2 separate regions of the Homo sapiens genome follow, and region 1 is linked to region 2. Evidence: read pairs that join two places in POLR2A ChIA-PET (ENCODE). Cell type or tissue: CD4-positive, alpha-beta T cell. All regions are shown on one strand. Each heading gives the region's core, and the rest is flanking DNA. Links, peaks and the distances in the headings are about the cores only.

Region 1 (5,442 bases), core at 783-4,782, 210 kb before region 2:
GACAGACCACATGAAAAGAGATCCAGATGACAGCCAGCATGAACTACCAGACATGTGAGAGGGGCTATCTTAAGACTCTCCAGCTCCAGTCCCAGGCAGGACCAGGAGATGAACAATCTAGCCAAGTCCATCTCAAATTGCTGATGTGCAAAATCAATAGTCAGTAAAAGGGATGTTAATTTAAGTCACTAAGTTTTGGGCTGTTTGTTATACAACAATAGGTAACTGATACAAAAGCACTTGGGACATAGAAAAAGCATTTTACAAAATTCAACATTGTCATCATAAAAACACTCAATAACCTAGGAATAGAAGGGAATTTCCTCAACCTGAGAAAGGATGTCTATTAAAATCCAGTATAAACATCTTACTTAATGGTGAAAGACTAAATGTTTCCCCTTTAAGGTCATGAACAAGCCAAGGATGTCCACTCGTACTACTTCTATTCAGCATTGTACTGGAGATTCTAGCCAGGACAACTAGGGAAGAAAAAGAAGTAAGAGACATCTGGATTAGAAAAGAAGAAGTAATACATATTATCTGCAGGGGACATGATCTTGTATATAGAAAATCTTAAGGAGTCCCCTAAAAATATTAGCAGGAATAAACAAGTTTAGCAAGAAGCAAGACACAAAATCAGTATACAGATTTCACTTGTATTTCTATACACTTGCAATGAGCAAACCAAAAATTAAATTAAGAAAATTCCATTTACGGCTGTATCAACAAGAATAAAATACGTTTAAATAAGCTTAGCAAAAGACGTGCAAAACTTGTAAAATAAAGACTACAAAACATGGTTGAAAGAAATTAAAGATCTAGGTAAATGGAAAGACATTCATGTTCATGGATGAGAAGACTCACGTCGTTAAGATGGCAGTACTACTCAAACTAATCTATAGATTCAACACAATCCTTACAATCTTTTTCAAGATCACAGCTGGCTTTTTTGAGCAGAAATTGACAGGCTGATCCTAAAATTCATATAGAAATGAAAAAGACCTAGGGTAACTGAAAATTTCTTGGAAAAGAACAAAGTTGGAGGACTGACACTTCCAGATTTTAAAACTTACTACAAACCTACATAATCAAGACAGTGTGTTACTGACATAAAAACAGACATATGATAAATGGAATAGAATTGAGAGTACAGAAATAAGACCTTACAGTTATGCTCAACTGATTTTCAACAATGGCACCAAGCCAATTAAGTTGAGAAAATACAATATTTTTAAGAAATTATACTGGGACAAATGGATATTCACATGCAAAAGAATAAAGTTGGAATCCTACCTCACATCATAGACAAACTAAAAATTGTTGACAGAAGATCTAAAAGTGTAAAACTCCTAGAAAAAAACTGTAAAAACAAATCTTCTAGACATTGGATTAGGCAAAGATTTCTTTGACACAAAATCAAAGGCACAAGTGACAAAAAATACAAAAACTGAATTTTATCAAAATTAAAATATTTATGCTTTAAATTACATTATGAAGAAAGTGAAAGAAAAGCCTGCATAATGTGAGAAAATATTTGCAATTCATATTTCTGATAAGGGACTTGTATCCAAAATATATAATTAAACTTACTATTCAATAATAATAAGAGAAATAACCCAATTGAAAAAAATGGGTAAAGGGTTTGAATAGACATTTCTCCAAACAAGATATAAAAATGGCCAATAAGGACATGGAAAAATGCTCAACATCACTAATTATTAGGAAAATCAAAACTACAATGACATAACACTTCACACCCACTAGTATGGCTCGCTAAAAAATACAGTTGTTGGGTAGGATGTGGAGAAATTGGGGCCCTCATATTTTGCTGGCGGGAATGTAAAATGGTGCAGCCACTTAGAAAAACAATTTGGTAGTTTCTCAAAATGTTAAACAGAGTTAACCAATGACCCAGCAATTCCAATCCTAGGTGAATTGCTTAAGATAAATAAACATATGTCCAGACTAAATTTTGTACATGAATGTTCAAAGCAGCATTATTCATAATAGCCAGAAAGTAGAAATGACCCAAACTTCCATCAAAATGGATCAACAAAATGTCCTATATTCATACAATGCAATATTACTCAGCCATAAAAAGAATTAAGTACTAACAGTTGCTACAACATGTATATTATGCTAAGTGGAAGAAGCCAGTCACAAAAGACAGAATATTTTATAATTTTATTTCTATAAAATGTCCAGAATAGGCAAATCTATAGAGATAGAAAGTAGATTAGTAGTTGCTTAGGGCTGGGGCCTAGGTAGGAAGGAGAAAAATGTGAAGTGGCTGTTAATGGTATGAGGTTTCATTTTGGGGTGATGAAGATGTTCTAAATTTAGATCATGGTGATGGCTGTACAATTCTGTGGATATACTAAAAATCAATGAACTGTGCATTTTAAATGGATGAATTTTATGGTACATGAATAATATCTCAATAAAACTGTTTTTTATTTTTATTTTATTTTTTGAGACAGAGTCTTGCTCTGTCGCCCAGGCTGGAGTGCAGTGGCGCGACCTCGGCTTACTGCAACCTTCACCTCCTGGGTTCAAGCTATCCTCCTGCCTCAGCTTCCCAAGTAGCTGGGATTACAAGCATGTACCACCTCTCCTGGCCAACTTTTGTACTTTTTAGTTGAGTTGGGGGTTTCATCATGTTGGCCAGGCTGGTCCCGAACTCCTGACCTCAAGTGATCCACCTGCCTCGGCCTCCCAAAGGGCTGGGATTACAGGTGTGAGCCAATGTACTGGTCCCAATACAGCTGTTTTTAAAAGTGCATAGGAGGCTGTTCAGCCTATGGAATAGTCATTTTTTTGTTTCTTTACTTTTCTCATAAACTTGCTTTCCTTAAAAAAAAAAGTGCATAGAAGCCCAGTCCTTTATATAGTGTGCTTTTTGTTGATACATCTACTTTATTCACCACAACCATCTAACCATCTTCAGTGCTCTGGAATGGTGTGATTTGGTTGCCATTTTATAAAAGAGACCTCAGTAACATTTCCTAAGGGCCCCTCCATGGATAATACCAAAATCTCATTTAAGATAGCTGGCTTACCCAGACATCATCTGGCATCACAGGCTTCATCAATGCAGCAAGCTTCAATAGTATGGACCCATGCCAGCCACCATTCTGTGAGCCAGGACACAAGGGAAAACTGCACACAGTCCTTTTCCACAGGGAGTGCCTGGCACGGGGGATTCAGATCTGCAAAGAATTACTGTGCAGAGTGCTATGATCGCTGCCAGCTTAGTGGTAGGTAGGTGGGAAATCCATGACAGTACAGAGGGAGGTCGAGAGACAATGCTATTTGGAAGAATCAGGTAAGATTTACCAAGAAACTAACTCAGGAGCTGGGCTTGAAGAATCCGTGGGAGATGGAAAGTAGTGCTTTTGTTGGTGTGCAGAGGAAAGAGCACTGTAGACCTAGACAATAGACAGAGACATTGGCATAGACAACATGGTGCATGGGGATTTGGAATATTTGGGGAAGAGCTGGAGCTGGGGTTCCTGAAGGAAGAGTAGATGGAGAGGAGGCCGTGGAGAAGTGGCAGAAGCTGGTTAGGAAAGTCTTGCTGGTAAGGAAATTGTCCTTACTCTGGATGTGATAGGGTTGCACCTGGGTTTTGGAGATATCATTCAAGTGGCAGTGAGGGAGAGGAACAAGATATAGGAGAAAAGAAAAAGGGTAAACAGACCAGGGTGCATAATTATTAAAATAGTAGTGCAAATGAAAGATGGTGTCCAACTGTAAATTTTTTTTGTTTTTTTTAGACAGAGTCTCGCTCTGATACTCAGGCTGGAGTGCAATGGTGCAATCTCAGCTCACTGCAGCCTCCGCCTCCCAGGTTCAAGCGATTCTCATGCCTCAGCCTCCCTAGTAGCTGGGACTACAGGCACGTGCCGCCATGCACGGCTAATTTTTGTATTTTTAGTAGAGTTGGGGTTTCAGCATGTTGGCCAGGCTGGTCTTGAACACCTGACTTCAAATGATCCGTCCATCTTGGCCTCCCAAAGTGCTAGGATTACAGACGTGAGCCACCATGCCCACCCCAACTGTAAATATTTATCAAATGATTGAATGACTCCAAAGTTGGTATGTTATTTCTTGGATTTCCTTTCCTCAGGGGATGAGTGAAGATATAGATTAGTTCGAGGTAGGATGGATGGAGTTAAGGGAGTTCATGCCTGGAGATGTCTTTTGGTTTCTCCAGAATCTTGGTCTCAACTCACAACACTCACAAAGTAAGAGGGAGAAGAGGGAATGTACCTGGCCCTGAGAAGTCCTATTGCATTTTTCTCTTTAGTTAAGAAGAATTTGCATGCCAGCAAGGCTTAGTGTTGCTGTTTCTACAGCAAATTATCCTGAGTAGACACTTCTCTGGCAACTCCTCTTTTGAGATAAAAATCTTTGATTTAAAGTTTTTATCCATGTAGTGAAAGTAGCAAGTTGAAGAAGGATGTGTACTGACAAATTAAAAGCTTGAAAACATGCAAAATGTTAGTATATGCTGCATACAGATTCATACATGTAGAGTGAAAAACAGAGATATGCATGGGACCCTCCCAGTTACCCTGATATGATCATGACACACCGTGTGCATGACTCAAAATATCACATGTATCCCATAAATAGGTACAGTTATTATGTATCAAAAAAAATATACGAATGGGAATGGAAATATAAAACAGGATAGTGATTACATCTGGCAGAAAGTGAGGGGATAAAATTGGGAAGAGAAAACAGGGGTTCTGTCAACTGAATGTTTGTGTCCCCCAAATTTGTATGTTGAAATCCTGACCCCTAAGGTGATGGTATTAGGAGATGAGGCCTTTGTACAGTGATTAGGTCACAAGGATGGAGCCCTCATGAATGGGATTAGTACCTCATAAGAGAGAACCCAGAGAGCTCCCTTTCCCCTTTTACTGTGTGAAGTTACAGTGAGAAGACAGCAACCTGTCAACCAAAAACGGGCCTTCACCAGACATGGAATCTGCTAGCACCTTAATCTTGGACTTTCCAGTTGCCTGAACTGTGAGAAATAAGTTTTTGTTGTTTACAAGCCACCCAGTTTACGATATTTTGTTTTAGCAGTCTCAACAGAGTAAGGCAAGGGGTCTCAATTAGGCATTATGTATATTTGGTTTATTTGTTAAGCTGACTGGTGGGTGTACGGGGTTTGATGTTATTGTGTATATCTTTATGTATCTAAAATGTTTCCAAATAAAAAATAAAAGTATGCAATGGAGTTTGTAATTAGCAATCTTCACTCTAGGCTGGAGCTTCCAAACAAACGTCTGCTTCTGTACTTGAGGGTCTAGACTCCAGTGCCAGACTTCTTAGGCACCAAGCCTTACTCCAACACTCATAGCTGTGTGACATGCGGCAAGTCTCTTAACATTTCTGTGCCTGAGTCTCTCCATCCATAAAATGAATCTT
Region 2 (5,442 bases), core at 423-4,422:
CACATAATCAAACTGAACTCTGAAATAGGCCAGCTTTCTAATAAAAAAAAAAATAGAGAGCGAATGAGATTCACAGCAACTAATCAAAAGGGGAGCAGCTTACCTTAAGATGGTATGACCAGGAAGTCCCTTCTGCTTTAACACTATCAGGGTACTAACCTTGAAACAAAGCATCTGCTTTTTGTTCTCTGTTTCTGTTTTCTTCAGCCCTTTTCTGCCTATAAAGCCAGGCTCGTCTTCTCAGCTCATCGGAAAACCCATTTTATTTTATAGGATGAGATGTTGCCTGATTCTAGAATTATTAATAAAAGCCAATTAGATCTTTATACTAAATTTGTTGTAATTTTGTTTTTTGACACTATGGTGGTCTCAGCACCTAGAACAATAATATAAGCAAATAGCAATAATAATTTAATGAATAATTCTGTTTGCCTGACTTACATCCCACTTTCAGAAAGGAATAACCTCCTGGGAGTAGTCAGCAGAGGTCCCAGGACAAGTAGCCATGGGAGTTGCCTAATCTTCTTTCACTCACCGCTTAAATCATTTAGCAAATATTAATTGTCAGGTTATGGGCTAAATACTGGAGGAACCCAGATAAAGAAATCACAGTTTTTGTCATTTCAAGAACTCACAGACTGGTGGGTGGTGGCAGACTAAGAGGGTAGAAAATTACAGTGTTGCCGTTTGATAAATACAATAGGAGAGGGAAGCACAGGCTCCTATTGCAGCTCACAGAAGGAGCACCTAACTCACATGAAGTCAAGGAAAGCTTCCTGGAAGAAGTGATACTTCAAGCAAGTCTTAAGGGTAAGTAGAAGCAGTGGGTGAAGAAGGGGTGGGAAGTGGGAAGGAACGCTCTAGGGAAGGGAGAAACAGAGGCACAGAGGGTGGGCAGCTGCAGGGGAAGTGGAAGGTGACCAGGAGGTAGCATGGAAACAATGTGGACAGCTCAGTAGAGACCATATCATGAACAGCCTTGTTACAACAACAAAAATAAGAACAGTGTCTAACGTTTACTGAGGACTTACCATGTAACAGGCACTGAGTTAAGCATATCACCTGTGTTTTCTCAGTTAATCCCTGCTACAACCCCAAGTAGGCTTTATTACTATGCACATTTTATTGAAGGGGAATGTGAAGATGTTACTGGAAAGGCATCTCGGTCCAGAACCCAAGAGAGAGTTGTTGGATCTCATGCAAGGAAGAATTCCAGGCGTGTCCACAGAGCAAAGTGAAAGCAAGTTTATTAGGAAAGTAAAGGAGTAAAAGAATGGCTACTCCATAGGCAGAGCAACCCTGAGGGATGCTGGTTGCCTGTTTTTATGGTTATTTCTTGATTATATGCTAAACAAAGGGTGGATTATTCATGAGTTTTCCAGGAAAGAAGTAGGCAGTTCTAGGAACAGAGGGTTGCTCCCTTTTTAGATGCTATAGGGTAACTTCCTGACTTTGCCATGGCATTTGTAAACTGTCATGGCGCTGGTGGCAGTGTAGCAGTGAGGATGACCACAGGTCACTCTCATTGTCATCTTGGTTTGGGTGGGTTTTGTCTGGCTTCTTTACTGCAACCTGTTTTATCAGCAAGGTCTTTACGACCTTGTGTATCTTGTGCCGACCTCCTATCTCTTCCTGTGGCTTAGAATGCCTTAACCTCTTGGTAATGCAGCCCAGCAGGTCTCAGCCTTATTTTACCCAGTCCCTATTCAAGATGGAGTCCTCTGGTTCAAACGCCTCTGGCAGAGCCACTTTACTGAGGACACATAGTAAGGGGTGGAGTCAGCAGTGAAGCATATTACAAGTGCTTTGAAACTCAAGCCCTGAGTCTCTTGTGTGATTTCTTAATTTCACTCTCTGATCCTTAGTTTCCTCGTTGGTAGAATGGGACTGGCCCTGGTGCCCCTGCTACATGGAGTCTGTGGGATTCAATGAGAAGATTCCTGGCCTGGCGTGGCTCATGCCTATAATCCCAGCACTTTGGGAGGCCAAGGTGGGTGGATCACTTGAGGTCAGGAGTTTGAGAGCAGCCTGGCCAACATGGTGAAATGCTGTCTCTACTAAAATACAAAAATTAGCTGGGCGTGGTGGTGCACACCTGTAATCCCAACTACTCGGGAGGCTGAGGTAATAGAATCACTTGAACCCAGGAGGCTGAGGTTGCAGTGAGCCGAGATTATGCCACCGTGCTCCAGCCTGGGCAACAAAGCAAGACTCTGCCAGAAAAAAAAAAGAGAAAAGATGCGTGTAAAAGGGCTGACTGCTGAATCCAACTTAGTCACTACTCAGTAAATGTCAGCTACTACTACTATTATTACTGAATTTCTTTTTGGAATGTTGATAGAGAACCATTACCACTTAAACCTGGGGAATTTTTCCTTGCTGTGGAAACAGGGCTTGACTTTCTAAAGATTGTGCTCCCCTCTCATGATGATTGGTGACTTCGTTTACTCATTTATAACATGTTCTGAACATCCACAACTTTGGTCCGTTTTTTTTGTATATGCAAATTTTTTGAGATATAGATTGAATGGTAGAAATGGAGAATTAATATTTGCATGAAAGGATTAATAGTTTAAAATCTTGTTTTTAACCATAAAGCAACACATTCATAAGCTGTAAAACTTACAAATGGGTATGAAATGTAAACGCCTACCTCCTTACTTACAAATCCATATTTAATGTAATTATAGCTGAAGATAATCATAGCTATTATTTCTTTTTTCTCAGATATTTGTATGTATATACATACATGTATATAAATATATGTATAAACGTGATTCTAGGAATTTTCACTTATAATGATATTGTATTCTACCTTTTTTTCCTACTTAAAACAGTTTAGTTTGGATACTTTTCATATCAAGACATAGAAATGCATTGGTTCTTTGGAACAGCTATGTAATATCCCATTTTACAGAGCCACTATAGTTTATTTAATCCTCTCTTGATGGGCATTTAAATTTTTTTTTTTTTTTTTACTATTACAAATAATAGTATCATGCTACTCCTATACAGTATATATTTGCCGCCTGGTGAAAGCGTTTCCTTGGGAAAAATTCCTGAAAGGAGAATTGCTGAGTTTAAGAGAATGTGCTTGTTAAATTTTAATAGTTATTGCCAAATTGCTTTCCAAAAAGTTGTAGCAATTTACATTTCATTAATAATACATGAGTGGTCCTGTTTCCCACACTCTTGAGTAAGATCAACATTTTACAGTAGTTCTCCTTTATCCATGGGATTATACCATGCTGCACAATTTAAAATGTATAAGTTGTTTGTTTCTGGAATTTTCCATTTAATACTTTGTTTTCTGAAGTTTTAGTTACCCTGGTCATCTGCAGTCTGAAAATACAAAATGGAAAATTCCAGACTGTGGCTGACCAGAGGTAACTGAAACCTCAGAAAGTAAAACCATAGAATGGGGTTGGGTGGGGTGGGTGCAAGCTCCAGTATTTTTGCAAAATATACAAAGTGAAAAACAGTATCTTGTTTTAACTTACATTCCTTGATTTTTTTAGATAGCTAAAAATGTTATGTGTTTATTGGCTGTTTGCTTTGTTTTTGTTGCAAACTTATTTTTCTATTGAATTGTTCAGTTTTCTGTTGCTGATTTTTTAATTGCTTTGTATATAAAAGAAATTAACCCTCTTCCTGTTATATAAATTGCAGACTTTTTTTTTCTATCCTGTGGTTTATCTCTTGACTTTACGGTATTCTAGTCTTGAAAAAGTTTTAACTTTTATATAAGTAAATTTATCAATCTTATCTTTTATGTCTGTCACTTTTCCCCAGTTAAAAATTATGAGAAAAAGATCAATGATTTTTCCAGTATTGTTATGGTTTCATATTTTACATTCAAGTTATTGATCCACATAGAATTTGTTTGGGCATAAGATACTTCTGCACTTTTTCCCCCAATGGCATGTTCATCACAACATTTCTGAATTATTCATATTCTCCCATTAACTTTAAAATACCACCTTATTTATATTTTATTTTATTTTATTTTTTTGAGACAAAGTCTTACTCTGTCACCCAGGCTGGAGTGCAGTGGCACAATCATGGCTTACTGCAGACTTGACCTCCAGGGCTCAAGTAATCCTCCCACCTCAGCCTCCCAAGCAGCTGTGACTACGGGCATGCACCAGCACACCCAGGTAATTTTTATATTTTTTGTAGAGACAGGGTTTTGCAATGTTGCTCAGGCTGGTCTCGAACTCCTGAGCTTAAGTGATACACCCACCTCAGCCTCCCAAAGTGCTGGGATTACAGGCCTGAGCCACTGCACATGGCCTTATATTAATATTAATACTTTAAGTTCTTAAAGGTATTTGGGTCTGTTTCTGGGGTCTTTATTCTCCATTAACAGCTTTCTTATTTCTTATAATTTCTCTACCTATAAAATATCTTAATATTGGATAAAACTATTTCTTCATTATTTCATTTACAGTTGTATTGGCTATTCTCACTCCTCTATTATTCTACAAGACCTTTACAACATTTTGTCAGTCTCCAAAAAAATCCTATTGATATTTTGATTGGAATTACAATTGCTTCAGGGAAAAGAAACTATATTGTTTCATTCACTCCTATCTTTCGGGTTCCCATATTAATCAGGATAGGATGGACTGTTGCAAGAATAATTAAATTTTCAAATCCCAGGGTATTATTTCAACAAAATTTTGTTTCTCACTCATGTAAATTCCTGTGCAATTGGGCCACTCTCCAGGACAGGGGTCCTCACTTTAGGGGCCCCACTGTCCAGGCTGTTTTGATCTTACAGCTCTGCTCTCTCAACATGCTGAGGACGATGGAAGAGATAACTTCCGGTCCTGTCTAGTTAGGTGGAGTGGTAAAACCAATCCTGGTCAATGGACTTTGAGTAGCAGTGATATGTCTCACTTCAGGATCAAAGCTTAGAAAAGCAGGTGTGAATTTTCCCTGTGATCTTTTCCTTTGTTGGTCAATTTCGGAGCCCATGACTTGAGATGACAGAACCAGCGACAGAAATCTTTTCAATAACTGAGCCACTTCATCACACAGGGCAGTTGCCCAGGGAACTCACCTGACTCACATCAGACCCACAGCTTTATTGTATTAAGGCCACTGAGATTCCAGGCGAAAGTTGCTACTGCAATGTGAAAAAACTTATCCTGACTGGAAAAAAAAAAAATGCTGAGGCCAGTAGTGGTAAGCTGTTGAAAAAAAATTAAAATACTGGCTTAGCAGTCAGCTGATGACAGAGAGGAAACTGATATCAGATGCTGGGAAGAAGGCAACACATTTGGTAAAGGTTTTGCTTGTGATTACCTTGCAAGACCATTCACCTATTGTACTGCTGCTATTATATATGTGGTTGCTTCTGGTTGTGTTTGGCAAAGTACTGGGAGGGAAGAGAGAGAGAGAGAGAAGCAACTCCAGAAAGAAATGACCAGTTTATAA

Evidence for each region. ChIA-PET counts read pairs that join two places held together with the same protein. Peaks named below come from ENCODE experiments on the same cell type or tissue, not always from the same donor. Only the 100,000 strongest peaks of a DNase experiment are listed, where the experiment ranks them.
Region 1: POLR2A ChIA-PET joins it to region 2 with 6 read pairs; 2 of 35 experiments call an interaction of 5 or more read pairs at or near these places.

Annotation. Positions count from the first base shown.
Region 1 is chr12:47,568,055-47,573,496 of GRCh38, reverse strand. No RefSeq gene overlaps it. Among named protein-coding and RNA genes, the nearest start is that of RPAP3, 140 kb to the left of the region's middle. In CD4-positive, alpha-beta T cell, for the core only: no CTCF peak of the experiment used is centred there; no DNase peak of the experiment used is centred there.
Region 2 is chr12:47,362,142-47,367,583 of GRCh38, reverse strand. It overlaps LINC02416 (long intergenic non-protein coding RNA 2416), which reads right to left. Exons shown (of 4, transcript NR_183615.1): 2 at 160-292. It overlaps MIR4494 (microRNA 4494), which reads left to right and starts at 3,315; the gene lies at 3,315-3,398. In CD4-positive, alpha-beta T cell, for the core only: no CTCF peak of the experiment used is centred there; no DNase peak of the experiment used is centred there; H3K27ac peaks cover 1,499 bases.